4 separate regions of the Homo sapiens genome follow, and all the other regions are linked to region 1. A link is an interaction called in ENCODE POLR2A ChIA-PET data of the cell type or tissue named here. Cell type or tissue: MCF 10A. All regions are shown on one strand. Each heading gives the region's core, and the rest is flanking DNA. Links, peaks and the distances in the headings are about the cores only. Region 1 overlaps ACSL1 (acyl-CoA synthetase long chain family member 1). Region 2 has its middle 12 kb from the start of LINC01093. Region 3 holds the start of LINC01093 (long intergenic non-protein coding RNA 1093). Region 4 overlaps PRIMPOL (primase and DNA directed polymerase).

Region 1 (8,199 bases), core at 1,348-6,347:
TTAGCCAGGCGTGGTGGCAGGCGCCTGTAGTCCCAGCTACTTGGGAGGCTGAGGCAGGAGAATGGTGTGAACCTGGGAAGCGGAGCTTGCAGTAAGCTGAGATCGCGCCACTGCACTCCAGCCTGGGCGACAGAGCGAGACTCTGTCTCAAAAAAAATAAAAATAAAATAAACAAATAAACCACATTTCATTAATATGTTATTTGAGTTCTTTGAATATGCATCTTCAAACAGGGTTTGGGGCATCTCTACAGCCACTTTTTGAGGCATCGAATGGTTTTCTGTGGCATACATTCACATTTTCCTCTTCCACTGAAGTTGTTGAAATTGAAGCAGTTTTTGAAGTCATGTATGTGCTACTAGTGAAAAAATTCTCCCAAGTCACAAGAACACATTTGAATGATATTAGAACAGGAGAAATTTTGTCCTATGGGTCCACATTTATCTAACTAAACCTCATACTCTATTTATAGCTTTTTAAACTGATTTTTAAATGCACTTTTTACAGTAACAACCAACATTTGCCTTTGTAAGCTGAAACCCTAAGAAATAATTACCCAGCTAGCATTACATTTGCTGTAGAAAAAGTCTAATTCAGCTAGTTGACCTGTACAAGGACCCATGACTAGGACTGGTAGAGACGGTTTCAGGACAAGGTGCCCTCTCTCCCCGAGGCTGTTCCAAATACAGGGGCTGAGAGCACCTCATACTATGACAGCCTTGGTAAGACTTAACTAGGAAGGCTGAAGGAGAATTTTGGGACACTTTCATCTTATATTGGGACAGGAATCTTATATTGGGCTTGGAATTAAAAGACATAACATAAATGTATACACAAAATAGTGGATAACAGAGTAGCAGTAAGTGCAAAATGAATTCTGACAGGGAGCATTTGCTCTTAGGGAGGGTTGCATGGAGAAGGCACAGCTGAGCTGGTCCTTGACAAATGAGAATCATCTGGGAAAATGAGCTATCCTTCATGCCCCAGGGACAGAGACAAGGCTACTAGAAGTGCCTCCTGACCTCAGGGCTCGCACTTTCGCACATTAATCTGGAACAAACGATAGGGCTCAAGCGGATAGGATAGGATAGGATAGGAAAGGGGAAGGAAGATGTTTGGGGAAATGGGCTTAGTTATGAGTTTGTTAGGAGCCACTGTGCTTAAGCACTTGCCGTGTGTCAGGTGCTGTGCTACGGGACTGCGCACAGGGCTAAATGCGTCCTCGTCACAGTCCTTACTGCACGGGGTTGTTACTGCCTTCAGCTCAAAGATCAGGAAACTGTACAGGAGTCAAATGTCCTGCCCTAGTTCCACATGAGAACAGGATGAGTGCCTGGGTCTGAAGCCAAAGCCCACAGACCTCAAGAGCTGAGCACATCAGCCCAGTCGTGCGTGGGTGTTCAAGTCTAAACAGAGGGCATAGGTGACACTGACAATGACAAGCCACGATGCACAATGCTTTTTTTTTGTTTTGTTTTTTGAGACAGAGTCTCACTTTGTCGCCCAGGCTGGAGTGCAGTGGTGTGATCTCGGCTCACTGCAAGCTCCGCCTTCTGGGTTCACGCCATTCTCCCACCTCAGCCTCCGGAGTAGCTGGAACTTCAGGCACCCGCCACCACGCCTGGCTAATTTTTTTTTTGTATTTTTAGTAGAGACGGGGTTTCACCGTGTTGGCCAGGATGGTCTCGATCTCCCGACTTTGTGATCTGCCCGCCTTGGCCTCCCAAAGTGCTGGGATTACAGGTGTGAGCCACCGCGCCCAGCTGCACAATGCTTTAAGAGCCCAGGATTCAAACCCAGATTTCCAACAACAGATGAACGGATCAAAATGTAGTCTATACAATGGAACATTATCCAACCTTTAAAAAGAAGGAAATTTGGATACATGCCATGACATGGATGAAGCAAAGGACAAATACTACATGATCTCACTTCTAGGAGGTACCTAGAATCAGCAAATTCACAGAGACAGAAAGCAGCAGAGAGGTTACTGGGGGCTGGGCAGGGGGAGGAGGAATGAGCGTTATTGCTGAACGGGCACAGAGTTTCAATTCGGGATGACGAAACATTCTGGAACTAGATGGTGGTAATGGTTATACAACCCTATGAATGTACTTCAAACCACTGTGTAACTGTATACTTAAAAATGATTAGCATGACAAATTTTATGTTATATATATTTTACCACAATAAAAAAAGTTTAATTATTTTTAAAAATTGCTTAAGTGGATACAAATGGACAAAAGAGAAGTAATTTTGAGCCTGAGAATGAATGGCAAAACACTGAAGAGACACTGGGAGGAGGAGACAGGAGGGTGATTTGTGAGCAACCGGCCCAACCTTCCAGGGTCCTCAGGGCCCTCCTTCATGTGGGAGGAGGCGGCGGTTCCACAACTACCCAGAAATCCTACACAATCCCCTCTATGAGAAGCAATCAGTCCTTCCTCTGAACTCCAGGACTTCTTTATTTGTAACCCCTGTGTGGTACTTAGCACCTCCTGTCTTACACTTACAGCGAATGGTACTTAGTACCTATGTAGATGCTTCTTCCTCTCCCCGGCCAGGGTCTCCTCCCATCTGTCTTTATATGCCCTTGGTTCTTAACACAGTCCCGAGCCAAGGACAGGTGCTTAACAAACATCTACTGAGTCATGAATGACCCTCTGTGATTCTGACCGTGTCAGACCCTCTGTGATTCTGACTGTGTCTCTGCAGCAAGTCCCTTGAGGATATATTCATAGAACAGTGATTCTCCAAAAAGAAAGGGGGTATTAAGCATTTTCCAACTTCAGTAGTCTCCTTCTACCCGCCACCAGACTCCTACACCGCACACCAGAAAGGAGTAGAGAACATCTCCTGGCTGACTGGGGGAAAAAGAAAAGGGTGCGAGCCACTGATGTAAAGGGGACATAAAAATATTCTCTTGCTCTTATTTTGATCATGTTTTATATTTCTCAAATTGTTTCACTTATGTAGAATGTCAGCCCAAGACTGCCATCAACTCTAAGGGCTACTGTCTTTAGAAGACGCTGAGATACAGTGAGATTTGGACAGACGACTGATGATTCATTTAAAACAAATCAAGGCTGCCCCGGGGGAAGGGAAGAGATCAAATAAGTACTTTTCTTAAGTAAAACAGCAAATATCAGAAAGGCTTGAGCCCAGAGCCCCATACCAGGGCTGGACTCCAACTTCTGTGAGTTTTCTATGACAGAAAAGAGAATCTTCCAAACCAGGGAAACAGACAAGACTCAAGCACAAGATCCAGAGTCCCACGCGAGGGCTCTAGTGAGGAGAATGCTCCCAGAAACACAGAGCTAGTGGGCGGCCACCTGAGATGTACGGAATGCTGACAACAGGATATGCCCAACATTCTCCAGAGCAAACAAAACAAAACAAAACAAAACATATAGCTCTCCTCCCTTCTCTCTTCACACACAGCTGCAAAGATCTGTCATGTACATCCACTTGAGAAAATGATGATTATAGTTAGGACATGCCCCATGACGATATCCAGGTCATGTACAGCCTTTGCGTGGGACAGCAGGGCTAAATTTTGGCGGTACATATTTAAGAGGGCAAGTTTCCATTCAAAAAATTTCCTATGAGAAGAAAGATGATTCCACTTGTCTTCCAATACTGATTGAATAAGGCTAAGCAACTGTTGTAGATATGTCACAATGAGGCAGATAAGTTTACTGATAAGAGCTAGAGAAGGCAGCCAACTTGGGCAGATAGCCTCCGTCAACAGCTTTGTGGCAGCGGATGGAGACAAAAAGATCCGCTTTTTAGGCTGACGCAATCCTTCTGCAAAGAGCAAGACAGAAAAGGCTTGTGTAGACTAAACTTCTCACTCATGAACTGGATCAATACGGCATGTTATTTCAGCTGATGTTCAGCACAGGAAGAGTCGGAATTGTGTCTCTATGACCGCAAGTTGAAGAACATGACAGCATGTTCTAAGGGTATTAGGCAAGACAAGCACGGCCTGTTATTACGAAAGCTAAAGAAGGAAATAAAAGGCTTTTTGCCACTGAAATAATCCAGAAGACTCTTCACCTTACTGGACTCAGCTAACCACAAAGTAAGCCCTGAAGCAAGAGACCACACCAGGAGAAGAGAGCACAACTGAACAGCAGAGAGGATCAAATGTCCTTTCACAGTAGCCAGAGCTGGCCCCAAGCTATGCAGGCACTTTCCTCCTCCGAGGGCCATGGATGGAGAGGAAGCTCCACTTGTTTGAGAAACTGCACGCAGAGAAGGTACCTAGATCCTGGGGTCCTCTCAGGTGCTCTGCCCAAAGTCAGGATCTTCCCATCTTCCCGTGGTGACTATGGAAATAAACAGAATATGAACATGTAAGGCTGGGCACAGTGGCTCACGCCTGTAATCCCAGCACTTAGAGAGGCCGAGGCGGGTGGATCACGAGGTCAGGAGATCAAGACCATCCTGGCTCACACGGTGAAACCCCGTCTCTACTAAAAATACAAAAAAATTAGCCATGCATGGTGGTGGGCTCCTGTAGTCCCAGCTACTCGGGAGGCTGAGGCAGGAGAATGGCATGAACCCGGGAGGCGGAGCTTGCAGTGAGCCAAGATCGTGCCACTGCTCTCCAGCCTGGGCGACAGAGCGAGACTCCGCCTCAAAAAAAAAAAAAAAAAAAAAAAGGAGAGTGGGAACAGAGGAGAGCTACGCCTCTTTCCATCATGAACATCATGGTAGCTTCTCCAAGACTATGTAAGAGAAGGGAAAAGATGGCCACACAATCCTGGCGTCCAGGACTAAACAATCAAGTTTCCACCTAATACCCAAAACCCCCAGGGAACAGTGATATATGAAGAAAAGAGTCAATGTTAAAACCTTCAATTCTATGTGGCGAGTCTATGGGTGTTTTTACTACTATGTTGTTGTTCTTTGTATGTTGCTGTATTTTTCCCAATTTTTTACTATGGAAAAATTAATATAAAACTTGCCATCCTAACTATTAGCTGTATTTTTAAAAGTTTCTCCAGATAAAGAAGCTATAAGTGAGTCAGGTCAGTTAATGTCCTCCTGTATTTATGTATTTCCCACCTGCTCCACGAAGGATTTAGGTAGTGACCTGTCCTCAGAACAGAATGACAGATAGGATATAAACCCCTCCTGGAAAATATGTAGCTATGCTTTGCCCCGTCTGCCCACGCTGGACCCGGCTCAGCCACTGACCTGCTATGTGAGCCACTTCCACTTTCGTGCCTCTTTGAAAAAGGAGTCACACCACAAAAAAAGAAGCAACACTCTGAACATTCCAGGGGGATAACCAACTCTCCTTAGTTCCTGACAATCAGAAAGCCTGAGGATAAAATACTTACAAGGTTTTCTTTGCCTTCAGCAAGTTTAGGATATCAATGAAGACAAACACACCTGCAAGAGTTAACAGAGCTACAGAAGACAGATCTGATAACCACGGCAGGTAGGGCCCTGGTGCTCCAGGAATCTAGGGGAGGGAGAAAACAGTACGCATGCACCAGGCATCCGAGGGAGGGCTGTCCAGAGAGCTGAGGGTGGAACCAGGCCAAGTCTGAACAGGCAGAGACAGGAGTGGGTGGAGAAACACCAGCAACAGCCAGACAGTGCTGTGAGCAAAGAGGCAGGGAGGAGGCCCTGAAGGAGCGGCAGGTGGGCTGGGGACTCGCAGCCGCATTGTAAGGCAACCGTCAGGAGCCTCTGCCTCTCTCTCTCCCATGACAGCATTCTTGTCAATGTCTTGGCTGAGTAAGAAACAGCTGGCTAAAGGAGGCTCGCCCTCACCCAGTGGGTGTTTAGTTCACAGAGCCCTCCTGTCCCCTCCAGGACCCAGGCCTGGGGGGGGAAACTGGGAAGAGTAAGACCCAGTCCTTGTCTTCAAGGAGTCCACAGCACCCCACAGCTCGCAGAGGTCACAGCTATCACATATCAGTGACCTGGATAAGAAGGTTAAAAAGGGCAAAGGTTGGGTAGAGTTACTCACACCTCTTAAAATAGACCAAGGTTTCAGAGACTGATAACCACAGAAATGGCTTAGCAGGACACGGGTGAGAAGACAGGACACAAAGACCTCTCTGCCCAGGGAGAAGAAGATCAGCCTCTCACGAGTTTGGAGAAATCCACTTCTGAGTTGAGTTTTTACAGATTTCAACAGGTACCTGCTGTTACTTTAAAAAGCAGAGATGAGGCCAGGTTTACAGGTTCATGCCTGTAAACCCAGCACTTTGGGAGGCAGAGGTGGGTGGATCATCTGAGGCCAGGAGTTCAAGCCCAGCCTGGCCAACATGGCGAAACTCCATCTCTACTAAAAATACAAAAATTAGCCAGGCGTGATGGCACACACCTGTAGTCCCGGCTACTCGGAGGCTGAGGCAGGAGAGTCGATTGAACCTGTGGGGGGCGCAGCGGCAGTGAGCCAAGATGGCACCACTGCGCTCCAGCCTGGACAACAGAGACGCCATCCAAAAGAAAAAAAAAAAAGCAGACATGAATGGAATCTAGAAGATAATCACAGGCTATGAGGTTCCCCAGGACTGGACGCAGCCTGCAAAAAACATGGGACCCTGTTCTGGCCTCTGAATTGTGCCTGTCATGTGGAAGACCTCAGTGGTGTTGGAGGAAGCAACAAGTGAAATAGGGAAAAGGTTAACCAGGATTTAGCTCATCGTATTGGGAAGGAGAAGAGAGGTACTGGTGACAACCACGAGACATGAGCTAAAATTACACAAAGAGCTCAGGTAACTATAAAAAGAGGTGACTGGCTCTGGGGAAGCCAAAATCAAAACAAACCTAACAAGTTGCAGAAGATTATAGAATAATGACCAGTGTTTAAAAGACAGAAAGAAAAAGAGACTATGCAGTTCGGCCATTACCTGCTCGGAATGGGTGATACTAGTTTGGGGTCTCTATATTCCCTTTATGTTTCACTTAAAATTTATTATGAAAATTCAAATCTATTCAAAAGTAGACACAGAAGTATAATAAAACTATATTTTATGTACCCGTGACTCCAACTTCAGCTTCAGTAATGATCAACGTTTTGCTGTTTCATTATACCCACTTCTTAAAAAATTACTTTAAGTTACATCCCAACACCCTGTCTCTCAGGTGACATTTCTGAGGCCTCCACGGCTCTATGGTTCTACCGCGTGGGGGTATCATGTGCAGGACAGTAAAACTGACTGGCATGTAGGCTGCATCTTGCCAACTGCCCAAAGGTTTAAACAAAAGGAGGCAACCTGAATATTGACTTGAAGCATCCAACTCAGCATAATACTTAATTATCATGCAAGAAAAACGCCCATATATTCAATTTGCAAATATTGAGGATATGCAAGTCAGCTCCAGCCTCAGGGGATATGATAGTAAACAAAAGAGAAAAAAATAAAACCCTGATCCCAATGAGGCTTCCACACTGCTAAGTTTTGGGACCAGAGACAAAACATACTCTGGAGTTAACCTGACTCTCCTTAAGTCACAGGCCTATTTGACATGAATCACAACCTAGCCAGAGAGCAGTTTCTATTCCCCTTTAATTGACAAATTCTTTCCTTTTTAAAAAATGGCATTCAGAGGTCTCTCATGATACTGGTGCTAGAGAAGGAGTTAACTTTCTGGTTCTCTAGACTTCTGATGATGTACCCCAATAAATAAATGCACCCCTCACATTAAATGCTTTTATCTATAAACCATATACAAGTATTTTCTGACCATTAGAAAACACACAAATATGAATTTAAAAGATGGCCAAAAAATAACTATCCATAGAAGTTCTAATGTTTCTATTCTATTCTACAATCTAATGGATGGTCTAGGCAGCCACTATGGGGCATACACCCCACTCTGGAGACAGTCCTTCCATCTCCTGAGCAGCCCTGCAGCCTCTTTGGTGGCTTGCCTGCCTTGTGTCTCCATCTGTTCCCCACCATGGGCAACAATGCATGAAACTGCTAATGGAGGCACCCTGAAATGCGTGCCACACCTGGGAGGCAGAGGGACAGTGCCTGCAAAAGCCTGCAAAAAGGGACTGTCACATCAAAGAGGGAGGAAAAGACACTCAGCATCACCCAGTGATGAAGGGAAGCATGCCAGAGAGAGCAGGACGCTACTGGTGACCGTCGCCTGGCCTGCCTGAGAGGGTGAAGAGACTGAGCCGGCCTCTCTGCAGGACAGAGAGGCTTGAGGCCGAGACCC
Region 2 (8,199 bases), core at 2,011-7,010, 98 kb after region 1:
GCCTTTTTGGAAAGCCAACTAGACTCTGCCGAATATCCTTTGGACTTGCTGCTGATGGTAAGTCTTCACCTTTGAAGGTAGAGCTGACTTGGGGGAACTCGAGTGATGGAGGGAGATGGATCTCTGGACATTCATGAATCACTTAGTGGAATACCAGTATGTGCTGGGCACTAGGGAGAGGTGCATCAATCTAGGGCTCAATTTTTAGTTAAAAACAAACAAACTTGAAGGGTGATTTCAGAAACTAATCAGATTGTCTTGTATGTCTAGTGATCAAATACTAGATTTTCCAAAGTACTACCTTAAAGCAACATTTATATCTTCAGCAATAACTGTGCCTTCACCCTACCCCAGCCCATGTCTGTGAAAGGTGGCCATCTTGTGGATAGGTAAGTTCTGGTGTGTTTGTTAAAAACAGCATCTCTCATGATTATGTAAATCATACTCTTCAGGGAGGCAGCAAGTTAACTGGACAAGAAGGATGTGATTCTGTGTGTTTTCTTCTGGATTTATCCAAATGGAGCTGGGTAATGGGAAACATGGACTGCGTGTTCTTTCACTCAAGCAAATCACACCAGATCTGTGATTTGTTCTCATGCTAAGGGTTGCACAGACTTCCCGAACACGGCCTCGGGACTCTTGTGTTTTAGGTAAGAATGCCTGTTCTGCCGACATTGGCCCTGGTGTCCTCACTTCCTGTCTATTTGGAGCTCTGTCCTAGAGGGCTGTCGTGTTACTAAGGCAACCAGCAGTCCTCTGTGAAACGTTCCTAATCTTTCCTGTGGAAACACAATTTCTGTCTGTGCTGTGTGATCCAACTTTTTACATTAGCCCATAGAATTTTAGCAGTGCTCAGGTTGAAGAGGCTAATTTCTACCTCCCAAACTAAGTGATACCCCAGAAGACAGACCAATGGGCAGAGTGTACAGGGATGGTAAACCCACACTTCCTGCCCCACCCTAAAAGTACTTGTCATCCCTGTGCTTTTCAAGAGAGCCCAGACTACCTCACACCTTCAGAGGACATTATGTCCTCTGAAGTCTTGGAGATCCACCTCTCCAAGAGAACTGTTTAATTTGACTATGTCTTCAACCACACCAACTAGGATCCTTATCCCTTCCTGTCTCTTAAAGGTGATAGAGTGGTCCAACCAATGTTCTGGGTATTATCCCTAAATGAAATAGGAGTCCCAGAAAACAAACAACTGGCAGTGTCAAGGGATGCCCTTTTCTAAGAAGGCCATCTAGCCAGCATGTTAGCCTGAGCCCTTGGCCTGTTGTGGTACCTCTAGAAAAAGATGTATTGCTGTAATAAGGGCACTGGGGTAAGAATAGAGTCCTGCCTGGCCTTACTCCACAACAGTTCATCCAAACACACAATGACATATGTGTTCATCTGAACACACAATAAAAATTGATGTGGAAGGCCGGGCGCAGTGGCTCATGCCTGTAATCCCAGCACTTTGGGAAGCCGAGATGGGTGGATCACCTGAAGTTAGGAGGTTGAGACCAGCCTGGCCAACATGGTGAAACCCCATCTCTACTAAAAATACAAAAATTAGCCGGGTGTGGTGGCGTGTGCCTGTAATCCCAGCTACTCAGGGGGCTGAGGCAGGAGAAACGCTTGAACCTAGGAGGCAGAGGTTGCAGTGTGCTGAGACCGTGTCATTGCACTCCAGCCTGGGCAACGAGAGTGAAATTCTTTTTCAAAGAAAAAACAAACAAAAAAAAAAGAAAGAAAGTTGATGTGAAGACACATCAATGAAATGTGTGTCCATCTGAATGTACAATGAAAATTGATGTGAACACACATCAGTGAAATGGCAATCATAACACTGACTTCACACGGTTGCTTTTAAAGTCCTTTGTAATCTTTGGTGCATTCTACAAGTTTTATTTAAATCTATAGGACTGTTCATCTTAAGGAAAGTATTAGCAAAGTTTTCTAAGGAAAAAAACAAGACAAAACCCCCAAAAGTTGTTTTTACAATTTAAACCTTCCAAAGAACAGGATAGTTGTGATTCTCATAGGCCTACCTGTTGGGGTGATCAGACCCAACACCAGGTCGTGGGGGTGACAAAGTCCGGCAGAGTCAAAGGATTGAGAAAAAGACAGTTTGAGAGAGAAAGGTGGGACCAGGGGGCCATCACTAGTGTATGGAGGCTGCGAAGTCCCCGAGCTGTGGGAGTCCATACTATTTATTGGTAATCCAACAAAGAAACAGGTGGTGAGAACGTGGAAGTCAAAAGGGCAGGTGCATGATCTACAGCTGTGATGGTTTAGCATGTATAAGGAACATGTTCTGCTACTTGAGATAATGGGAATACGAGCCTAGGAGGGCTAGCAGCAAGGAGCCAGCAAGTCTAGACACATTTCAGAGGACATTATGTCAGTCATGCAAGCCCTGCCTCAGTCTTTTTCCCAACACTCAGCCTTTTCCCAACATGCCCCATTTCTCTTTTTTGAAAACGAGAAGGTATCGTTATTACTATCCTTATTACTAGCATAAAAGGTGGCCTCTTTTAATTGAGCAAGACGATTGCAGGCTGTGCAGCCCTTAATTGCCAGTTGGTGATCCAGCTTTATTTTTCTTAGCTCTTATTGAAACTGGAGTCGCTCTGGTTTGAATACTTCCCACATATCTCCCCTTTCCCTTTCACAAGAGGACCCTTAATCCTAGGGGTTGCAGAAGGATGAAGGTCCGTCTTCTGTAACTTCTTCATGCTGAATAGGGGTGATGATATTCCTGCCCAACTATTAGGGTCTCTTGTATTCAGGGTAGAGGGGAGCTGAGTCACAAAGCATTGGTCTATTAAACATCGTGATTCTGGTCGGTCCTCATTCCTTCTTTGCATTCAGATTCAACTGGCTCATGGCTTGTACTGGGGGGACCCGGTCCAAGGTTGGGATCTATGGGTCCCTCCAGTCTCCCATTCCATGGTCATACACATCTTGAGGGCATCCACACAGTTCATTCATCTCCTGCAAAAACACAAGCATAACCTCACCCCCACGTTAGTAAATCTACTGAAACAGAAGCAAAAACTTTCGTGGCTGTAGCTGGGAGACCACTGATAATGAGAAATAGGCCCCTTCTAACAGAAGGCACAGGGAAAGCAAATCAAGGCTTTTCAAAACTTCAATTAGCATTGTACAGGTGGGTCCACTAGATGCTATGGCTCATGATAGATCTTCAGATGTTTGGTGGGCACCCACACAGGCACCTGATTGTCACCTGGAGATACACAAGCAAATCCTCTTTGCCATATAATTATCTTTCCTTTTTCCCAGCTCTTTGTTTGTGACCATATCTTTTTCTAAGGCCTGCGGCATTAAGATGAGTTAAAGAATGGAATGCTTGTGCATCAGCAGAGACTGCAGACACCAGTGCATCCACCCTTTGATTAAGTTTAGTTAAAGGACCAAAAGGTCCTGTAGGAGAGAAAAGAAAGAGCATTTTTATCCTTACCTCCATCCCCTCTATTCCTTTTATATTTGCCCTCTCAGATTTTGATTGGATTTTGAGCCATAGCTAATTTCCATAATTCAGAATGTTCTTGTCTGTTCCTGTAAATCTCTGCTAGTCTTTGCTAGTCTCTAGTTTTGTACCTCTCTAGGGCACTGACCTTATATTGCTAGTCTTTGCTTTTGTACTTCTTTAGGGCACTGATCAGTACCTCTTTAGGGCACTGACCTTATATTGCTAGTCTTCATCTATCTCTCTATTTATCTCCATCTCTCTACTTAACTCTGTCTCTACTTATCTCTACCTATTTATCTCTATCTCTATCTCTATATTTATCTCCCTTATCTCTACTTGCTTAGTTCTACTTACTTAGCTCTACATCTTTCCTGGAAACCTTTTTTATGACCCTGAGTAGAGCTCAGAAATCTACCCTTTAAGCTTCAGCAAGAGACAAAACAGGGACCCTGGACCTGGTACCAGATTGAAAGGAACAGGAAGTGCTCTCCCCTCCCCAAAGCAGGAAAACCAGAGTTTGGCCCTTGCAGATTTCCACTCCACATCAGCGTCATCCTCAATTTCCTGGAATGAATTGTTGATCATGGCAATTAAGATATTTAGCAAAACAATGACCATTGTAACATTATAGACTCCATAAAGAACATAACCAATGTTTTCAATGAATTTGTGGTTATCATTGTAACCACTGATTTCACTTCAGAAAGTCCACATATAGCCCAGAACAGTGTCTTAAAACTCTGTTGTGAAGGCTTCATTTTGTCTTGCACCAATGTAGGAGAAGAGGTTGAACATTCCCATCATAAAGACCACAAACAGCACAATGAACACATTCAGCCCATATCATGCCTGTGTGCTCGTTAAATCTGTTTTTCTCTAGCAGAGGCAGGTTAACCATGAAACTGAAGCTTCAAGATGACTTTACTTGCCCTACGCAAAGCAGCCTGTGATTTATTTTTTCCGGGACTACTGCCAACCAGGCCTGTGTGTCAATCTGTAAGCATGCAACAGCAGGTCTACTGTACATGTAGGTCTTTTGTCAGACACTTGATTAACCCAACATACAGCCTCTCCTGTTGGATTAGTACTACCAAAGCCTCCTGTTCTTTTCACCAAGCTGCTTCCCAGCTTTATGTCAACAACTGAGCAATTCTTTCTCCTAGGGAAGCAGACCACAGAGTTGAGGAACTAATAACTAATTGAATTTCTCTGGTATAATCAGAACCAATCATTCCCGTATGCAGAGTGACACCTCTAGCTCTTTCAAGTAGTAGACCGACTTCCTGAGGACAAGAGTTCCCCAGCTCCTGTGGGGACCCTCTCTGGTGGCTCCCCAGGAAGCAGGGAAACGGGGAACTGTGCTGCAAAGGTTCACAGCAGCAATGCCCGCTGCAGCGGGAAACAATTGTTGCCGTTTGTAAGGGCCCTGGCTGTGCCAGATATGCCTCGGTTTATTGAGATGCTCTCTAAATAAACAAGCCTCAGATTCCACTGGGTCTTCATACTACCAATTGCTCCAGGTTTTAATGTTGCAACTATAGGAAAGGTAAGTTTTGCAGCTAATTCATTTACTTGCCCATTAAGGGGAGAGAGAGGAGGTGGCCATTCACTTAATTCAGCAGGTGGAGCCCACGGGCTACTAAAAAATACTTTTTTCAGATTCCCTTTGTTTTCTTTAATTTCCTCCATTTCCTGTTCCTCACATTCAGAATCTGAAGTTTGTTTTTACACTCGTCCTCCTCTTCTTCATCTGAATCTGCCTCATCATCCGTTTGAAATGGCTCAAGAGCTGCTTCTGTTAGTGCCCACATTGACCAAACTGAGACTAGAATTTTTGCTCCATCTTTATACACTTTTTAAAAATCTCTGCCAATTCTCTCCCATTCATCCAGCTCCATAGTCCCTTGTTCTGGGAACCATGAGCAAAACTGCCTTACTGCGCTAAAGAGTGAGTGATAAATTCTGAGCACTAACTTTCATTCCCCCTCTTTGTAATAATGCCTTAGGAAATTTAAACAAGCAGAATGTCTGCTTTCACTTTGTCCCTTTGTTACCCTGGTTCTTGTGAGTGCTCAGCTTTCCAGCCAAGCTTCTTTTCGACATCCTCAGGTGTCCTTTGATGAGGCGTCCTTTGCTTTCACATGCTCTGGTATTCCTTCACCAGGATCTTTGTTGCCCCACATTGGGCGCCAGAAATGTTGGGGTGATCAGACCCAACACCAGGTCGTGGGGGTGACAAAGTCCGGGGGAGTCAAAGGATTGAGAAAAAAGACAGTTTGAGAGAGAAAGGTGGCACCAGGGGGCCATCGCTAGTGTGTGGAGGCTGCGAAATCCCTGACTCTGGGAGCCCATGCTATTTATTGGTAATCCAACAAAGAAACAGGTGGTGACAATGTGGAGGTCAAAAGGGCAGGCACATGAGCTACAGCTGTGATGGTTTAGCATTTATAAGGAACATGTTCTGCTACTTGAGATAATGGGAATGCAATCAATCTGGAAGCCTAGGAGGGCTAGAAGCAAGGAGCCAGTTAGTCTAGACACACTCTGGAGGACATTATGCAAGCCCTGCCTCAGTTTCCCTCCCAACACTCAGCTTTTTCCCAACACCTACCAACCTCTGAATATCAGATTCAGCATGTTTCTCTCTAAAAATCTTAAGTACAGAGGCCAATTCATAAGGATTTTTTTTTTTTGAGGCAAGATCTCACTAGGTCACCCAGGTTGGAGTGCAGTGGCACAATCTAGCTCACTGCAACCTCTGCTTCCCAGGCTCAAGAGATCCTCCCACCTCGGCCTCCACAAGTCACTACACCCAGCTCATTTTTCAATTTTTTGTAGAGTTCTCATAGTATTGCCCAGCCTGGTCTTGAACTCCTGGACTTAAGCAATCCTCTTGCCTCAGTCTCCCAAACTGCTGGGATTATAGGGATGAGCTACCATGCCTGGCCAGAATTAGCAGTAGCTGAGATTTATGTATTATGTATAGCAACCCGGGAGCTGGCTCAGATGTTATCCTGCAATAAGTACACAAAGCTGCCTTGAGAATTGGACAGAAAGCACAAGCAGAGACATAGAATATGTGCCAAGCAAACTGGACAAACAATCTGGTAAGTCAGTTTATTTTGAGTCAGGTGAATCTTTGACATGGGTTAAAAGATATTAAACAAATTATTTTTTAATTTAAAAAAACTGCATAATAATATAAATAAAACCAGCCTACTTGAATCCACTTAAGAAATACAAATGCTTTCTTAAGTTAGAAGGATCATCTCTTTCCTTGAATATAAAATGAAAGATTAAATTTTTAAAAAGTTTAAAATTAAATTCACTTATTACACAATGTTCTTAACATATATTTTTCCTGGCAGGTAAGGTGAGGTGAAAAGTTCATTTGAACTTAGACTTGAGTTCAAGTTTTAGTTCCAGCAGTGATCAGGTGTGTGTACTTTGGCAAATGATTTAACTTTTTAGAGCTTTATATGCTCTGATGCCTATAAAATAGCTTTAATTGTGAAGTGGTTAAATGAGATGGCATTTATTAAGTTCAGAGCTGACTACATATTTTGTCCAGCCCAGTGCAATATAAAAATTCAGGGCCCCTTGTTCAAAAAGCAGGAAAAAAGCTTTCTCCTCCTCCAATGTTCACTGTCTCCACCTGTCTGGGTATTTTGTGACAAACTCCCTTAGGCACAGATAGATTCATCATAGGGTGGGCAAGTGAAGACCCCAGCATGCTCCTCATACCCAGAGAACAGGAGAGCACAGCCAAGAACCCAGCCCAGGGAGGTGGGAGGTAGGATCCAGTGAGTGTAGGCACCAAGCTCCCCTCCCAGGTGGGCCCCCAATTGTCCCCTGCCCAGGAAGCCAGCCCTGGGCAATGGATGTTCTTATCATAGGGCTCTCCTGGCATTTAGACACAGAGATTGAAATGTTAATTTAGTGTCTCCCACCCGCCAGAGGATTTTGTGAAGATTACAAGAGATAATATGCTTGAAATGTCCTTTGCAAATTGTAAAGCACTCAACAATGTAAACTATTGTCTTTTAAAATCAAAATTTGTCTGAAACGGATAGCATTTCATTTTCTGCTTAGCAAGGCAGTGACAGAGAAAGTTTGCAGTAAGAGAAAGCTGCATTTTAATTTTACAAGAGATATTTTTAAAATATCACAGGAGTTTATTGTACAGATTATTTCATCATTCAGGTACTAGTGTGTCTGGAATTGGTTCCTTCTTGTGGGTTCTTGGTCTCGCTGACTTGAGAATGAAGCTGTGGATCCTGGCAGTGAGTGTTACAGTTCTTAAAGATGGTGTGTCCGAAGTTTGTTCCTTCAGATGTTCAGATGTGTCTGGAGTTTCTTCCTCCTTGTGGATTCATGGTCTCGCTGACTTCAGGAGTGAAGCCACAGACCTTCGCAGTGAGTGTTACAGCTCTTAAAGGTGGCACATCTGGAGTTGTTTTTTCCTCCTGGTGGGTTTGTGGTCTCGCTGACTTCATGAGTGAAGCTGCAGACCTCCGCAGTGGGTGTTACAGCTCATAAAGGTAGTGCACACCCAAAGAGCGAGCAGCACCAAGATTTATTGTGAAGAGCAAAAGAGCAAAGCTTCCACAGCGTGGAAGGGGACTCAATCAGGTTGCCAATGCTGGCTCTGGTGGCCGGCTTTTATTCCCTTATTTGGCCCCGCTCACATCCTGCTGATTGGTCCATTTTACAGAGTG
Region 3 (8,199 bases), core at 2,106-7,105, 86 kb after region 1:
GACATCGCTATTGAATCCAAAGAGAACTTGGCCAGCCTGTCTGCCCATGACGTTTTTTAACCCAAGTGAACCAGTAGCTGAGTTGGAATGTCAGGCTCTCTTCCTGGACTGTGTGGTGGCTGCCTTCCTAGACCATGGAACCACAAGGGACAGAGGTCTTAAATGGGTTCCCCTTTGAGGCCAGGCAATAGGACCTAACCTTACCAACAGAATTACCATTAACACACACGTAAAAACGAATGTCTTCTTTTTTGTAGGATGGGGAGGGGCAGAGAGAGGATCATTTACAAAACAGATTAAGCACGGGAAAGCCTGTTTTTAAAAATAGTGTCATAATAGGGAAGTTCTTCCCTGAAAGCATGTGCACAGCCACTCTTGCTAATATGGTAACAAGATTCCACCCTTTCCTTCCTGAGACTAGGTCATGCAGAGAATTTAGTGAGTAGATATTTTCTGAGGATTCTTTTTGGCTCTTTCATGGGCCAGTCACGGTCCTGACATGGGTGACCACCCAGAGATGAATGTGAGGAGATGACACAGGATTCTCTGGCCAGATGGAATAGTGCTGGATGTATGCATGCATACCTGCCATTTCCACATGTATAGTGCTTTTTTTCTGATTATGCAAATAATGTATGCTTACTGTAAAAAAATTATGAAAAATGTAGAAAAGATAAAAACTATTCCTCACCCCATCTTCCAGAGACAAACTATACTTCACACATCTCTTTCCTGCTTTTATATATATACATATATCTCACCACAATGCACTATCATTTCCTGCATGTATATATATATATATATATGTGTGTGTGTGTGTGTGTGTGTGTGTGTGTGTGTGTGTGTAGGAAAGAGATGTATTAAGATGTATTACAAATGTATAACATTGTATATGTCTTTTGTCATCTGCTTTTTTTGTATTCAATTTTATATCATGAGATCTTTGACCATCTCACTGAAAAATCTTGAAGGACATTATTGGTGAAGGCTGATAGAAATGGACCATGATTTCCCCAGCCGTCTCATGTTGCTGACCATTTCAGTTGTTTCCAGTTTTAAATGCAACAGGAGAGAGCGTCATGTCAGTAGCTAAGCTTCTGCAACACACCTAAAGGAAGCATGTTGCTGAGTGCCCTGCTCTGATCCCCTTGGAGAAACGCTGAGGACGGATTTGATTTCAAATACTGTAAATCAGGCCAGGTGTGGTGGCTCAGGCCTGTAATCCCAGCACTTTGGGAGGCTGAGGTGGGTGGATCACCTGAGGTCAGAGTGTGAGACCAGCCTGGCCAACATGGCGAAACCCCGTCTCTACTAAAAATATAAAAATTACCCAGGCATGATGGTGTGCCTCTGTAGTCCCAGCTACTTGAGAGGCTGAGGCATGAGAATCGCTTAAACCCTGTGAGGTGGAGGTTGCAATGAGCCGAGATCATGCCACTGCACTCCAGCCTGAGCGACAGAGCAAGACACTGACTCCAAAAAAAAAAAAAAAAAAAAGCCACAGTATGGGTTTCTATGCACATATGGCAGCGAGCCCATTCATTGACTGTCAGGTAGCATCTACATAAAATGGAATACTATTCAGCCTTTAAAAGGAATGCCATTTGGATATATTCTACACCGTGAATGAACCTTGAAAACATGCTAAGTGAAATAAGCCAAATACAAAAGGAAAAACATTATATGATTCCCTTTACCTGAGTATCTGAGATACCTAGAGTAGTCAAATTCAAAGAGAAAAAGTAGAGCAGAGGTCGCCAGGGGCTGCAGGGGTTGGGGGAAAGGGGAATATTGCTTAATGGGTACGGAGTTTGTGTTTGGAATGATGAAATGTTCTGGAAATCAGTGGGGTAATGGTTGCACAACATCGTGAATGTGCTTACTGCCACTGAATTGTATACTTGAAAATGGCTAAAATGGTAACTCTTATGTACATCTTTCCGCAATTTTAGAAAGCCACAATGAGGCAGAATTACAACACAGGAGGGTAAATACTAAGGTTCTGCCTAAAGGCTTGGTCCTCCTCGTGGCCTTGGATGACCTCATCCCCCTCGAGGGGGACGCCCGGGGACTTTCCCACCCTTCTGAACCCAGCCTTCTCATTCTCTGATTTTCATCCAGGCTCCCCTATTCCAGCACAGCCTCCATTTCCTCAGGTGTCTCGTAAGTTCACCCCCAACCTCTGAAGAGCTCCACCCCTCCTCACAGGGCAAGCTCACTCCTCGGTTCTTCTTCCCTTCCAGGGCTTCCATTCTTATCCCGAGTTTCCAGCTTCAGCCAGGTGCCCAGGGATGCTTGCTATGGCCGGATCCAAAGGCCAAGGCAAGAGGAAACAACGCAGCTCTCTGGGGATAAGGGTGGGCGGCATCTCCCAGTCGGGTTTCCTTTTCAGCATCTGCCGGGAGGGCTGCAGGCCGGCTGGGTATTTTCATAGCTGATCTACTCAAACAAACACATCTCCTAAAGACAAATGTTGGTTATGTTCTCTGAAGACACTACAGTTTAAATCCACATTGGGGAACTCCCCCACTAGCCAGGCACCTGTTCTGCCCTTGAAGTCGGCGGGTCCCCATCCCTGGGCAGAGGAGCTTTTGGTTTCTGACGTTGTCCTCCTGAGGCTGCTGGAATCACAGAAAGACCTCATTCCCCTTTAATGTCAGCTTTCCCATCCCCTGCGTGTGGTCTCAAGACCTTGGAGCTCTTTCTTATAACAGGTGGGTGGGGGCGGGGGGCAGGGGAGGGGTGACAGTTTCTTCTGTCATATAAACATAAAAACTTCAGCAACAGTGTCTGATTGTGTCAAAGCTGAGACCCAGATATGCTGGAATGTGGAGACAGAGACAGTCCTGGTGTGCTGGTGTGGGGGAGCTTAAGGGACATCAGACCAGCTGCTGAACCACACCCTTCATTTGCCAAAAGCTCCATGGGGAGAAACGGGGATCCTGTCGAAAGCTTGCACATATTCTGACACATGCAGATATGTCTTATGGGCTTAGCAGGCCTGGACAGAGGCAGGGATTGAGCACGAGGTTGGCGAATGTCTGACTCCCCACAGGCGAAGAAGGAAGAAGGCTGAAGGAGCCACGCTCACAGCAGGACAGGAAGGCTGTGGGTGTCTGGAAAGCTGTGGGTGATGTGCCTTGATTGCCCCCGTGGTGGAGCCCAGCACTCCAGGAGGGAGAATACTTGTAAAGAATTAAATTAGAATGATTTGCCTGGGAGGTGGAGTCAGCAGCATAAGGAGACTGCTAAAAGGGCGAGAGCAGAGCGTAGTGAGAAGTTTCTATACAGGCTGGAGATCCCTGGAAGCTAGTGGTGGTGGAGTGAGAGAGGAGAGAACAGACACGTCAAAGGCCAGGGGCCGTCGCTGGTGGCTGGACTAGGTGAGCAGCTCAGTGTTAGGGGGGCAGGTGGCCTCCGTGGGAGAAGCTGAGGGCAGCAGGATGACCAGGGCCACAGGAAGCAGCTGGGTTATTTGCAGACAGCTCCCACCTGGGCTGCATCCATCACCCACGCACTATCTTATCCTCAGAGACGCAGGCCAAAAACGATGGCTTCTTTTCAGTGGCTACATTTTGAATCAGGTGATGCTTGATAAAAATGAAACATCCTGCTCTTCTTCACCCGACCTGCCTTTTCACCTACCCAAACAAACAAAAGCAAAAATAAAACAAGACAATAATAGCAATGAGGCAGAGGAAAGACCGAGTCCCATCCTACAAGAAGGGAGGCCTCCGTCTCCCCACAGCCACTCCTATCACCCCAGATCATCACTGCCTGAATGCTGCCTTTACCATCTCAGCCCAAGACACTGTGTTCTTGACATTTTAATCATTGGCATCATTATGTCATTTCTTTGGCAATCGAAAGCAATGTTCCTGCTCCTGTGTGGGTTTGAACAAACAGCCCAAGGGGAGAAATAATGAATTCTCAAAGGAAAAAAAGTCTGTTTCTCATCTCAAGCACCTGGAAGGCTAAGGCGGGAGGATTGCTTGAGGTCAGGAGTCCGAGGCTGCAGTGAGCTATGTTCACACCACTGCACTCCAGCCTGGGTGACACAGTGAGACCCTGTCTCAAAAAAAAAAATCCTGTAAGCAATGAGACACACAAGGAGTAATCAGCACACAGAGCCTTAGCACACACTCCAGCCTGCACACTCTGCAACGTTCTGCTCTTACCTCAGTGTCACAAGGTGTGGCTTGAGCAGCTCTTGCCCAGACAGATAAAAAGCAGGTGTAACATAGTGACCCCAAGGGACCCAAGGGTGCCCATGGTTTGCAAGAGAGGAAAGAACAGAGAGAGCCTGAACATTCCCAGAATTGCATTGCTCACTAGCCAAGCTGTGGCTTCCTTGACACATGTAGCTGGCATGGGCTCCGCCCACAAGCAGGCCTGGCTGAGCAGAAGGCAGCTTCCAGGAACTCCAGGGTACAGTTATTGTGTTGATCCAACAGGTGCCCAGGCCAACACCAACGTGGGGCCTGAAGCTGCCTGCCCACTCCTCTCTGGCCTCTCAACCCTGACCAACAGCCACCCTCACAGCAGCATGGGCCAAAGGGTCATGGGACAAGCCACAAATGCAGTTGACACAGCCTGGGTACATCATGCACAGCAGGGTCCACTCTGTTCCACCATCAAAGACCCCTGCCTCCTAATTGGGCTTAAGAATGGGCAGGACGCACCTGTGCTTTAGTAGTGCAGCTCCCATAATGGCTGGATTGCCACATGCTGGTATCTCAGTACAGCTGCCCAGGTGTCCTAAACATGTTTTAGTCATCTTTCTAGAGAAGGTAGAGACTATGGTTATAGTAACAGGAAAAGTATGAAACAGGGGAAAGTACCAGGATGTCCCCTCATGGACTGTCACTACTGGCCGTCACTACAGAACTTTTATTCATTGTTTCATTGTTTTTAAAACGTGCGTATGTGCAAGGCCTCAGATCTTTCTGCTATGAGTCCCTCATCGTTGACTTGGGACCACAGACTTCGGCTAGAAAGCTCACTGTCATGCTGGATGAGGGCATGGCTCAGGCACCGTGGCTTATCGTTTGGGCTGAGGACAGATGTAGCTTTCACTGAACTCTCTTCCAGTGCACCAGTGCAGTTTTGGGTAGCGGGGACGTAGAAGTGTGCCCAGAAGGGCTGAAGACGTTTTGCTTTTTTTGTTTTTGTTTTTGTTTTGAGACGGATCTTGCTCTGTTGCCCAGGCTAGAGTGTAGTGGTGCAATCTCGGCTCACTACAAACTCCTCCTACTGGGGTCAAGTGATTCACCTACTTCAGCCTCCCAAAGTGCTGGAATTACAGGCATGAGCCACTGTGCCTGGCCCAAAGATGTTTTTTAAAGAGAAATAGAGGGAAGAGCAGCTGCCATAGGGAATGGAAATGTGGGAGAAGAGAGGCTATTTAAGAGGATTTTTTTATTTTTTGAGATGGGGTTTCACTCTGTCGCCCAGGCTGGAGTGCAGTGGTGCAATCTCGGCTCACTGCAACCTCTGCCTCCCAGGTTCAAGCCATTTTCCTGCCTCAGCCTCCTGAGTGGCTGGGATTACAGGCACGTGCCACCATGCCTGGCTAATTTTTGTATTTTTAGTAGAGATGGGGTTTCACCATGTTGGTCAGGCTGGTCTCGAACTCCTGACCTCAGGTGATCTGCCCTCCTCGGCCTTCCAAAGTGCTGGGATTACAGGCACGAGCCACTGCCCACCGCCCGAGGATTTTTTTTTTTTTTTTTTTTTTGAGACAGAGTCTGGCTCTGTCACCCAGGCTGGAGTGCAGTGGTGCAATCTCAGCTTTCTGCAACCTCCACCTCCTGGGGTCAAGCGATTCTCCTGCCTCAGCCTCCCAAGTAGCTGGGATTACAGGCAACTGCCATCATGCCCAACTAATTTTTGTATTTTTAGTAGAGACGGGGGTTTCACCATGTTGGTCAGGCTGGTCTTGAACTCCTAACCTCCAGTGATCCATGGCCTCGGCCTCCCAAAGTGCTGGGATTCCAGGTGTGAACCCCTCTGCCCGGCCAGCTTAAGAGGATTTTGAAGGGGCTTTAGTGATTCCATGTTCCATGTGACCAAGAAATCACCATCAAAAATCGATATATGTTTTGTCGTAACAAGGAGATACACAAAGGGATAGCGACTACCTCTGCCTCAGGAGTCAGCAAATACTTCACTCAAGAACTGATCTTGAAGGATGGGTGAGAATTTTCTAGAATGAAAAAGATGGATAGGTTCGTGTGTCTCAAAAGCAAGCCCAGGACAGATGCCAGTGGTTACGTTTTCACTGGTCTGAAAGGACATGAGAAAAATAAAGACCAGGTAGGAAGCTTTTCAAAAAGCTAAATTTATCCAATTGAAAGGAACTTAGGTTTCGGATGATGTACTTTCTACTTTTGGAGGGTTGCTGTTTTTCTTTCTCTTATGAAATCAAGCTGAATATAGATGATACCATCTATGTTATCATTTACATTCTCTCTTACTTAGCCTAATAAAAACATCACGTTTCCCACATTTTTTAAAAAAGGTACTGACCTTTGAAATGCAGAGGTCTGAGGGCTACCGTAGCACACTCTAAACTAAGGTGCTGGATGGTGCAGGCTGCCCCGCTGGGCAGGCCATGGTGCATGTGGAGAACTGGGAGGAAGCCAGGGTATGAGGAAGATGGGACAGAGCAGTGGTTTAGGGTTAGATGGAGGACGGTCTTTCATAGGGACCTTGGACTTCATTCTTTAGGAATGATTTGGGGTTTATAAATGAAGGAGAGAGCAGATTATATTTTACTGGAACCCAGGAAGATTAACTTTGGTTCCAGTAAAGTAGTGGACTGGAGAAGAAAGAGATGAGACAAAAAGACCAAAACCACTGATGCAATTTTCCAGGGGTAAGACGAGGGCATTCATTATGATCAGTGGTGATACAGACAAGGAAACCAAGCAAGATTCGAGAAACTCCTAGGACAGCATTGGCCTCAAAGACATTCGTGTGATGAATGCTTTAGAGCCCTGTCAACTCATAGACACAACCAACATGTATATTGTGTTATACAACCAGGATATCTGAGGAGATCTCAGAGCTGAGTCTTAAAGACCGATTAGTCCTTCGGGCCTACAAATCCTAGTTCCTGAGCCAACTCAAACAGTAAAGAGCACTGGGGTACCACCCGTTCTTAGTGCCACCTAAGAACATAGGCTTTTGGGTTCACTGGCCAGTACATGAATCTGACACTTTTAAAAATAGGAGATGACAGATTTAAAAGACTCTGGGGCAGGGGGAGGTCAGGCAATTTAAAAGAACAGAATGGATTTGCAAGTATAGATGAGAAACTACAATGAACACTTGGCATCAGTGAGAGGGCTGCAATAGGGAATGATGGTGACTGCGGAAAACTCAAGCTCATGTGCCCTACCTAAAGGGGGTAGCTGCCATTCTACACCAGCTAACTCTTGCCATATAGGAGTGGAACCAGATTTTTGAAATTTTGAACGAAGCTGGAAATCTGAATTTTTGTTTTCTGCTAGTTCAAGTTTTGAAACATAACAGCCACACCATGTGAGTTGAAACCAATTTTGTTGGCAAGCTGAATTTGTTCCACTGACCTCCAACCTTAGATCTTTGGCCCAGGAATTAGATAACTATTAGGCTAATGCACAAGACCTCATACCAGAAAGAGAAACATGAAGATAGGTAGTGATAGAGGTGAGGTATGAATCATCTGTTAGAAGAAAGAAAAGAGTATGAGACATTTTTTAACTTACAATGAATAAATCGCTATTCATAATTCTCCACTTCTGTTACCAGAGGATGTAATAATGGGTTTTGGAAAATAGGCAACACTTGTAACCATCAAGTGATGCCGTTGCCATTGTCACATTTGTCTTTCATAGTTGTTTCATACGAAGGAAGAACAGGTATTGTTATCCTCATTTGGCTGTTGAGAAAACGGAGGCATGGCAAGGCCTGCAGTTCCCTAAAATCACTGAGTGGTAGTGGCAGGGCTGAGTCTAGAACTTTGTCAACTATCACCACCTCTGGCATCGGCCTACACAGCCACTTGTGAACAGGTCCTCTTAGAACAGGACATTTCAGCAGCTGCTGGTCTCTGAAAGTGCCAGAGAGCCTCAGCGCAAGGAGGCAAGGTGGGAGAGAAGTTGCAGAAAGCACCGCAGATGCTCCTGGCAATGCTCACCGTCCCACGCTTGCTCA
Region 4 (8,199 bases), core at 3,200-8,199, 120 kb before region 1:
AATGCTGGAATTACAGGTGTGAACCACCTCACCAGGCCTATGTATGCACTCTTAAACCCTGGAATCAGATTAGACCCCACCCTCCCCAACTCATACCTTGTTCTCCATTGATGTTAATGGTGCTTTTTTTTTTTTTTTTTTTTTTTTGAGATGGAGTCTTGCTCTGTCACCCAGGCTGAAGTGCAGTGGTGCAATCTCGGCTCACTGCAACCTCTGCCTCCTGGCTTCAAGCAATTCTCCTGCCTCAGCCCCCCGAGTAGCTGGGATTACAGGTGCCCACCGCCACGCCTGGCTAATTTTTGTTGTATTTTTATTAGAGATGCGGTTTCACCATGTTGGCCAGGCTGGTCTCGAACTCCTGACCTTGTGATCCACCCACCTCGGCCTCCCAAAGTGCTGGGATTACAGGCGCGAGCCACCATGCCCGGCCTGATGTTAATGGTGCTTTCTATTACAACCACACCCCAAAGCCCAGCTCTACAAAGATGGAGCATGAATGAAAGGAATGAAGTCACATGTGAACTGCAGGCAAGGAGTTTTCAGATTGCTCAAGAAATGTCAAGTATCACTGTGTTTTCTAGCAGTATTTCAATATCCTGCAGTGCCCGGGGCACCTTCCTGTACAGTTTGGGAGCCACAGCATTATTAGCTCATTAATTGGGAGGCCTGTTACTAGAATGTTTAAGGGAAGATTAGACTAAGTCACCTGCCTTTTTTTGCTCCTGGGTGCAGGTCCCTTACCACCTCCCCATCCCACACCTCACCTACTGCCATGGGGAGTGTTAACCATCTTATTTCCTTTTCTGTAAAATGTGGGAACATTTTCAACTATTTAATCAAATCTTTAAGAATTTTAGTGATTATAGGATTGTTTAGGTTTTCTGTTGCTTTTTAAGTTTGCTTAGTTTATTTTTATGTAGTACTTTATTTTACAAAAACTTTCAAAGTTACTGGCAAAAGTTGTTCACAATATTGTTTTCTTAAAAACATATGATGCATTTAATTTCTAATAACATTTGTGTCTTTGCCTTATTTTTAAATCAATTTTACCCTAATTTCATTTTCTTCAAATGTAGGCCTCGTTGATTCTTTTTACTTTTGTCTCTTTATGACTGCCTGCCTTTTATTTATTTATTTACTTATTTATTTATTTAGAGACAGAGTCTCACACTGTCACCCGGGCTGGAGAGCAGTGGCACCAGCTTGGCTCACTGCAACCTCCGCCTCCCAGGTTCAAGTGATTCTCCTGCCTCAGCCTCCCAAGTAGCTGGGATTACAGGTGCCCCCCACCACGCCCAGCTAATTTTTGTATTTTCAGTATAGACGGGGTTTCACTATGTTGGCCAGGCTGGTCTCTTTATTCAGTTCGTTGTTTTCCACGTTAGTCACTTAATCCATGTATCTTTAGCTATTCTTCTTTCATAACACAAGATTTTAAGACTATAAATTACCCTCTAAAGGTGACTTTAGCTGCATTTCACATATTTTAATATGTACACTTCCAGTCCACTCAGGTCTAAGCGTTTTCTAATTTCCACTATTTTTCCTTGAACCATTGGTTGTTTCAAGTTGTTCTTAATTTCCAAATTATGGATTTCTATTAGTTTTATTTCTAAAATTTGCTTTATGCTCAGATGTGTTCTGTATGAAGTGATGATTTTAAATTTGATAAAATTCACTTTATAGCTAGCATGGAATTGGTTTTATAAAGAACTGCTTCATATTTACCTATTAGATCAAACTTCTTAATTGCTTTTTGTCATTCATTTTTTCTGTATCCTTATTGGACCTTTTTTGTGGTTATCCTTTGATCTATAAATTACTGAGAGTATGTTTTTTAAAAACCTTGATTTATGGTAGATTTGTTTATCATTGTGGTCCTGTCCATTTTTGCTCACATATTTTGCAGCTGTATTATTTGGTGAGTACAGGTTGAGAATTGTTACATCTTCCTGGGGGAACTTTCATCAGTATCTACTTTTTGCCCTGCAGTTCATTTTGTGTGATTTTTGGCAACCACCGTTTTGATTGGTATGTATCTATCCTTATCCTTTTACTTTTTAATTTTTCTCCATCTTTAAGTCTTAGGCATATTTCTTGGAACAGCATGCAGCTGGATTTTGTTTTCTACCCAGTCTTGGTATTAATACTTTTTTTTTTTTTTTAAACATAAAGGATTCTGGTTGATCTGAAAAATGAAGTTTGGTATCAAAAATGTCATGACCCTGTATGTAAAGCAGAAAACTTCAAATCTGACTGTAAGTTACTAATTTTTACATTTACCACAAAGTAAAAATTAGATAACTGTAATATGTAATAGTTTTGCTATCTTTCTGATTCAGGTTTCCCATTACCTGCTGAAGTATGTCTCCTGTTTCTTTTCAAAGAGGTAAGTACAGATTTTAGTGTCTTTCTCCTTACCAGGGAGTTCTTGGTACAATAGTATACCTGAGCCATGAGTAGTGTCCAAATAGCATTGAAACCCATTTGCTACCTTGTTTTCACTTATGACTGTATTATAGGAATATATTGTAGTGATTTTCCCATTTCAGCACATATCTGATAATACAAACCTTTTTTTTTTTTTTTTACTGCTGCTTGAGGTGTACAGTTTAATCAGTCCCAGACATTTAAGAAGTTTCCCATATTTTGCTTTTCAAAGTAACAAAATACCCATCTTTGTATTTCTTTGAACATCTGTATCTGTAGGATGAATTTCTAGAAGTAGAATTGTGTCAAAGGGCATATTCAGTTTTAATTTTGGTAGGTATTACCAGGTTGTCAAACCAACATTTTTCTCTTAAAGATTTTTTATTTACCCAAATAATTAACGTGCATTGTAGAATGAATTGAAAATACATAAAATTAGGTCAGGCACAGTGGCTCAGGCCTGTAATCCCAGCACTTTGAGAGGCTGAGGCAGGCAGATCACTTGAGGTCATGAGTTTGAGACCGGCCTGGCCAACATGGAGAAACCCCATCTCTACTAAAAACACAAAAATTAGCCAGGTGTGGTGGCCTATGCCTATAATCCCAGCTACTCAGGAGGCTGAGGCAGGAGAATCCCTTGAACCTGGGAGGTGGAGGTTGCAGTGAGCTGATATCACGCCATTACACTCCAGCCTGGGAGACAGAGCGACTCTGCCTCAAAAAAAAAAAAAAAAAAAAAAGAAAGAAAATACATAAAATTAGGAAATACACAAGAAGCAAAGAGGAAAGAATCTTCCTTACTCATTTGACCAGAAATAAATGATACACGTTTTGGCACGTACCTTCGAGAATTTATGTATGCTCATTTTCTTTTTTTTTGAAGTGATAGCACACATACTATTTCAGTTTTTTTTCTAAAGTATCACAAATATTTTTAGTACCTATTATCAAATTGCTCTCCATAAAAAGTATAGGATATTAGACCTCCACAGATAATTTATGAGAGCACCTATTACCTCACACTTTGCCAGCAGTGCTTGTTTACCTCGAATCACTACCAATCTGGTAGGCAAAATGCAGTACCTCAGTTGTTTTAATTTGCATCTCTGTAATGAACTTTTTTCGGATTCACTATTAGTATTTCTATAATGAAGTGCCTGTACCTGTCCTCTGTCCATTTTTCTGTAACTTTTTTGCAGTAATTAAGTACTGTTTTTGACGTATTTCACTTTTAAATTGTAGTTTGTGTTTTGTTTTTTGTCACATCTGTCAGCTTTCTCCTCTATAGTGTTAATAGAATAAAAGAAGTTACCTGCTACAAGCAGAACAGGTGATGGGGTTTATATTCTAGAAAACTCAGTCTTAACACGTCTCTCGAAAAAACTCCATATGTTTGAAATGGTGGAAATTCCATTCTTGGTCTGCAAGAACTGGACATAAAATAACTGATAGCCAGATTCTCTGGCAAAATACCAGGTTAAAATGTGTTTTGAAATAACCAAGAACAAAGTAAATTTTAAAAAATAAACTGTCTCCAAGAGGAGGAGGATTGCATCGCCCTTGTTAGTCTGGATTGTGATTTAGATATTCGTGGTTGCAGTGGATTTTTAAGCTACTTTTTCCGCTTATCTAGTAACACCTCAAAAATGCCAAGTTGAAAGTACCATTGGTCAGTATTACCACTACTTGGACATAACTTTTTAAAGTAAGATATATAATGAACACCCATGTAGCTGTCACTTAGTTTTCAGTTAACATTTTGCCTCTCCTGCTTCATCTTGTTTTTTAAAACAAATATTTTAAATTACCAGTTGGTGTTATTTATACCTGCTTTTCTATTGCACTGATATTTCATTGGTCACTTGATTTTAAATTTACTATAAAGGCCTAACCTACAGAAATGTACAAGAATAAGGAACTCTGCTGTCTGTCCTCTATTGAGATCTGCCATTTGTTAACACTTGGCCACATTGGTTTTCTCCCTCTACTGTATACATACGCATTATTTTTGATGACTCTCTTAAACTGCAGACATCAAAACCCTTCATCTAATATTTAAGCACGTAGCGGAAAGAATAAGACATTCTGTAGCTTTTTTAATGACAGGGGGGTATCATGTTGCCCGGGCTGGTCTCAAACTCCTGGCCTCAAGCAGTCCTCCCGTCTCAGCCTCCCCAGTAGCTGGGATTACAGGCACGTGCCACTGCACTGAATAAGGACATTCTTTACATAAATAATGTATTGGGCGGATCAACTAAATGTCTATACTGAAGACATTCTATGGTAAAATAATTGATACAATACTATTATGTAATATACAATCCAGTCATATTTTGGCAACTGTTTTTAATCTTTTTTCAATCCATGTTTACGATTTGCTAAATACTTTAAAATTTAAAGCATGGGTACTAAGTCCATTGTCAAGATAGCAAATTTATCTTCTGATTTGTCTTCAGCTGGACTGTCCACTTGTTAAAAAATTAAATCCACCCTTGCTCTTCCGTCGGGGAGTATTGAAAAGTATGTGCACAGAACTGTAGGTAATTTCAAATTTGGAGTTTCAAGTGTGTCTGAGCTTCAGTGCAGCAACGTTTGAATCAGTGCACTCATTCCCACGGTGAGATATCGGAGACAGCATTCCTCCTGCATATTCACTTTAGTATCTGTCACTTAATACCTTACTTCAACATAGAGTATAAGGTTAAATCACATATCCTGAGTAAATATTTTCCTATCCCACTCTCTATCCCTTCACCACTGAAATAAAGGAAGAAGAGTTTACAACAGATGAAGCAGATGAAACTAGGAGCAATGAAACCCAGAATCCTCATAAACCATCACCTAGCAGGCTGTCAACAGGTGCATCTGCTGATGCTGTCTGGGATAATGGCATTGATGATGCTTATTTTTTAGAAGCTACTGAAGATGCTGAATTAGCTGAAGCTGCAGAGAACAGTCTTCTCAGTTATAACAGTGAAGTGGATGAAATTCCTGATGAACTAATTATAGAAGTATTACAAGAGTAACTAATTCACTATGAACACTTTTGTCACCAGGCTATAATTTGCCTGATGTCTGTGAGATTTGATAAATATATCATTCAACCTGTTTATATAAACTAAGTTTTATTACTTTGCTTTCCAATTTTTGTTTTTTACTTCTGTAAACCAATTTCATTAAAAATTAGCTTTGGTGTAAATTCAGGAGAAATCGCCTTATTAATTAATCAAAATTATGTTCACATCAACTTAATTTTACAAGTTTATTATAGCTCATACCTGGGACCGATTAAGGTGTCAACATTTTAAAATTACTCAAGATATTAACCAGAAAAGATGATTATGGCCTTTAAAACTATTGGACAAACTGATGCTATTTAACATTGTTCACAGCCATTTAATTTGAATAACAAATTTTAGATTCTAAGTAGGCCATAACTTCTTTGCAAAACAATTGATTTATAAAGGTACAGTTTCAGAAGGTAACAGCATGAGACTAGTCTTCCTATAGGCACATTTTAGTAGACTGCTCTTCTCATCCCTGGTCAAGGAGCTTCTCTAACTGATGGTTGATATTTCGCAGATGGCTTTCGGCTCCCAGAAGTGTTCTTGCTTTAAATAACAGAGCTGGAAGGCTGGATGAATCATACTGTTGAAAGAAAATTATATAATTAGCAATATCAAAAACTCATAACCTTGTCCTTAGATAGCCCAATCTTATGACTAATGCAAATTTTGATTGAGCTTTCCATTAACTACTCCTCCTCTCATTTTTAACTAGGACCATTAAGACAATTGGTTTTAATCCATTTCCCTTAGAATATAATTGATCACAAAGTTGCTAGGGAGCTGCTCTGCAAAGCTTGAACTGATCTTCTTATCCCAGAAGACCAGCTGATTCAAAGAATTGTATCATCTCTATTACTGGAGACAGGAAATCACATCTGGGACATGTCAAGGCTTGGTTTGGGCAGGTCTGCTCGTGCTGTGTAGAATCTGCTTGATATCATGTCTATTTTAAAACACAGAAAACTGTAAGACAGGTTTTACTTTAACTGAAATAACTAATGGAATGAGAACACCAGATCCATAAAAGTTCTTAAGGAAAAAAGAAAACCCAAATCTATCATCTCAAGAAATTATTTATTGGGAGAATCAATTAAATGTCTCAAAGGCTGCCAATCCAAATGTTCTTAATGATTCATGTTAAAATTAGAATACAAACCCAACATAAAATACAATATCCAACTCATGATTTTGAAATAATTAACAAAGTCAAACTTCCAGTTGCAAATTGTATCTAAGGGTGCATGATTAAATTCCTCTTACAGAATTTTGTCATACTTTGATAGTTTGCTGTTTAATAGCATGTTTTCAAGATGACAGCAGAAAAGGTGTCATGCTGTGACTACCACACACATGATAATGGAATTTTATACAAATATTTGACAAACTAATGTGTTCAAGCTCCCATGGGCACCTGCTCTAGGGAGGAATAAAGGGGAAGAAGTCACATTTGTCACTAAATGTTTAGAGTAAGACATATGCCCAAATATCTACACTTAATAAGGCAAAAGGGACAGTTAATACAAGAGGAGTGCAAGAAGGCATTGAGCTCACTCTAAGAACAGGACGCTCATCAGGTGGTGTGTTCCAAACAAGGCAGAGACACTAAACCTCGCTTTTAACCAAAGTATTATGTTCAAGCTGAATCAATGCTACAGATAACTTGCCCAAATTTAGTAACAAACTCCAAATCATAAGCTTTGGACTACTTAGGTAATTAAAAAAATACCTTTAAAAGCATTCTATTTCTGGATCTCTAATATATACACAAACCTTAGGCTCAGGAAAATTAATTTAGATCAGTGTCAAAACCTTAACATTGAATTTAGAAGTGAATACAAATCTGATCATAAAATATGTATACATTACATATATATATATTATATAAAATTATATTAGGGCATACAAATACAAATTTCTTTCCTAGAACTTAAACATTTCTATTAATCTGAGGCAGATGGCATAACAGTAGCAAAGTCTGCAGTAAAAATCCAGAAGCAACTACAAAATGTATTAAAACAATAAACTTGTTTTCCCATTATATTCCTTTTTAATGTTCCTTAACTTTTTTTTTTTTTTTGAGGCAAAGTCTTGCTCTGTCACCCAGGCTGGAGTGCAGTAGTGCGATCACAGCTCAGTGCAGCCTGGACCTCCAGGGCTCAAGCGATCTTGCCACCTCAGCCTCCTGAGTAGCTGGGACTACAGGCATACACCACCACACCTGGCTAGTTTTTGTATTTTTAGTAGAGATGGGGTTTCACCATATCGCCCAAGGCTGGTCTTGAACTCCTGGGCTCAAGGGATCTACTTGCCTCAGCCTCCCGAAGTGCTATGATTACAGGTGAGAGCTATCACACCCGGCCTGTTTCTTAACTTCTAAAATCCTACCTACCACTTATACGGGAAAATAGCTTGTTTTTCATATGCAAAAGATGCCGTGAACATGGGCTAGACCAAACAGAAGAGGCTGGTCTTTCGAACATGGCTGAGTGGTCTTACATGAATGAAAACTGTAATACAGCAGAGTGTGATTTTTCAATTGAGATTTATACACAGAATAAAAACTTCCCTTGATGAAATTCAGCTGTCCGAGTGAAAATACCTTACACAATCAGCAATTCTAGACATTACTCCTCCAGCCTTCATTAAGTAGCTAAGAAAAGTGCTGATATAATGAAGTTTCACTGGCTTATAGTGATACTAT

Evidence for each region. ChIA-PET counts read pairs that join two places held together with the same protein. Peaks named below come from ENCODE experiments on the same cell type or tissue, not always from the same donor. Only the 100,000 strongest peaks of a DNase experiment are listed, where the experiment ranks them.
Region 2: POLR2A ChIA-PET joins it to region 1 with 19 read pairs; 2 of 35 experiments call an interaction of 5 or more read pairs at or near these places.
Region 3: POLR2A ChIA-PET joins it to region 1 with 32 read pairs; 2 of 35 experiments call an interaction of 5 or more read pairs at or near these places.
Region 4: POLR2A ChIA-PET joins it to region 1 with 15 read pairs; 3 of 35 experiments call an interaction of 5 or more read pairs at or near these places.

The regions. Positions count from the first base shown.
Region 1 is chr4:184,809,647-184,817,845 of GRCh38, forward strand. All of the region lies in intron 1 of ACSL1 (acyl-CoA synthetase long chain family member 1), which reads right to left. Among named protein-coding and RNA genes, the nearest start is that of ACSL1, 12 kb to the right of the region's middle. RefSeq lists enhancers at 5,264-5,443, 5,584-5,643, 5,824-6,143, 6,414-6,493, 8,058-8,137. In MCF 10A, for the core only: no CTCF peak of the experiment used is centred there; DNase peaks (open chromatin) are centred at 2,385, 3,085, 4,035 and 5,565.
Region 2 is chr4:184,907,044-184,915,242 of GRCh38, forward strand. It overlaps the pseudogene TRPC6P7. Among named protein-coding and RNA genes, the nearest start is that of LINC01093, 12 kb to the left of the region's middle. In MCF 10A, for the core only: no CTCF peak of the experiment used is centred there; a DNase peak (open chromatin) is centred at 4,468.
Region 3 is chr4:184,895,129-184,903,327 of GRCh38, forward strand. LINC01093 (long intergenic non-protein coding RNA 1093) reads right to left here and starts at 4,333. Exons shown (of 2, transcript NR_039977.1): 1 at 4,179-4,333. RefSeq lists an enhancer at 1,991-2,280. In MCF 10A, for the core only: no CTCF peak of the experiment used is centred there; DNase peaks (open chromatin) are centred at 3,863 and 4,323.
Region 4 is chr4:184,689,324-184,697,522 of GRCh38, forward strand. PRIMPOL (primase and DNA directed polymerase) reads left to right here. Exons shown (of 14, transcript NM_152683.4): 12 at 2,176-2,258; 13 at 2,343-2,389; 14 at 5,199-5,629. The coding sequence ends at 5,456. CENPU (centromere protein U) reads right to left here. Exons shown (of 13, transcript NM_024629.4): 13 at 4,762-6,078. The coding sequence ends at 5,965. Among named protein-coding and RNA genes, the nearest start is that of CENPU, 41 kb to the right of the region's middle. RefSeq lists an enhancer at 1-50. In MCF 10A, for the core only: no CTCF peak of the experiment used is centred there; no DNase peak of the experiment used is centred there.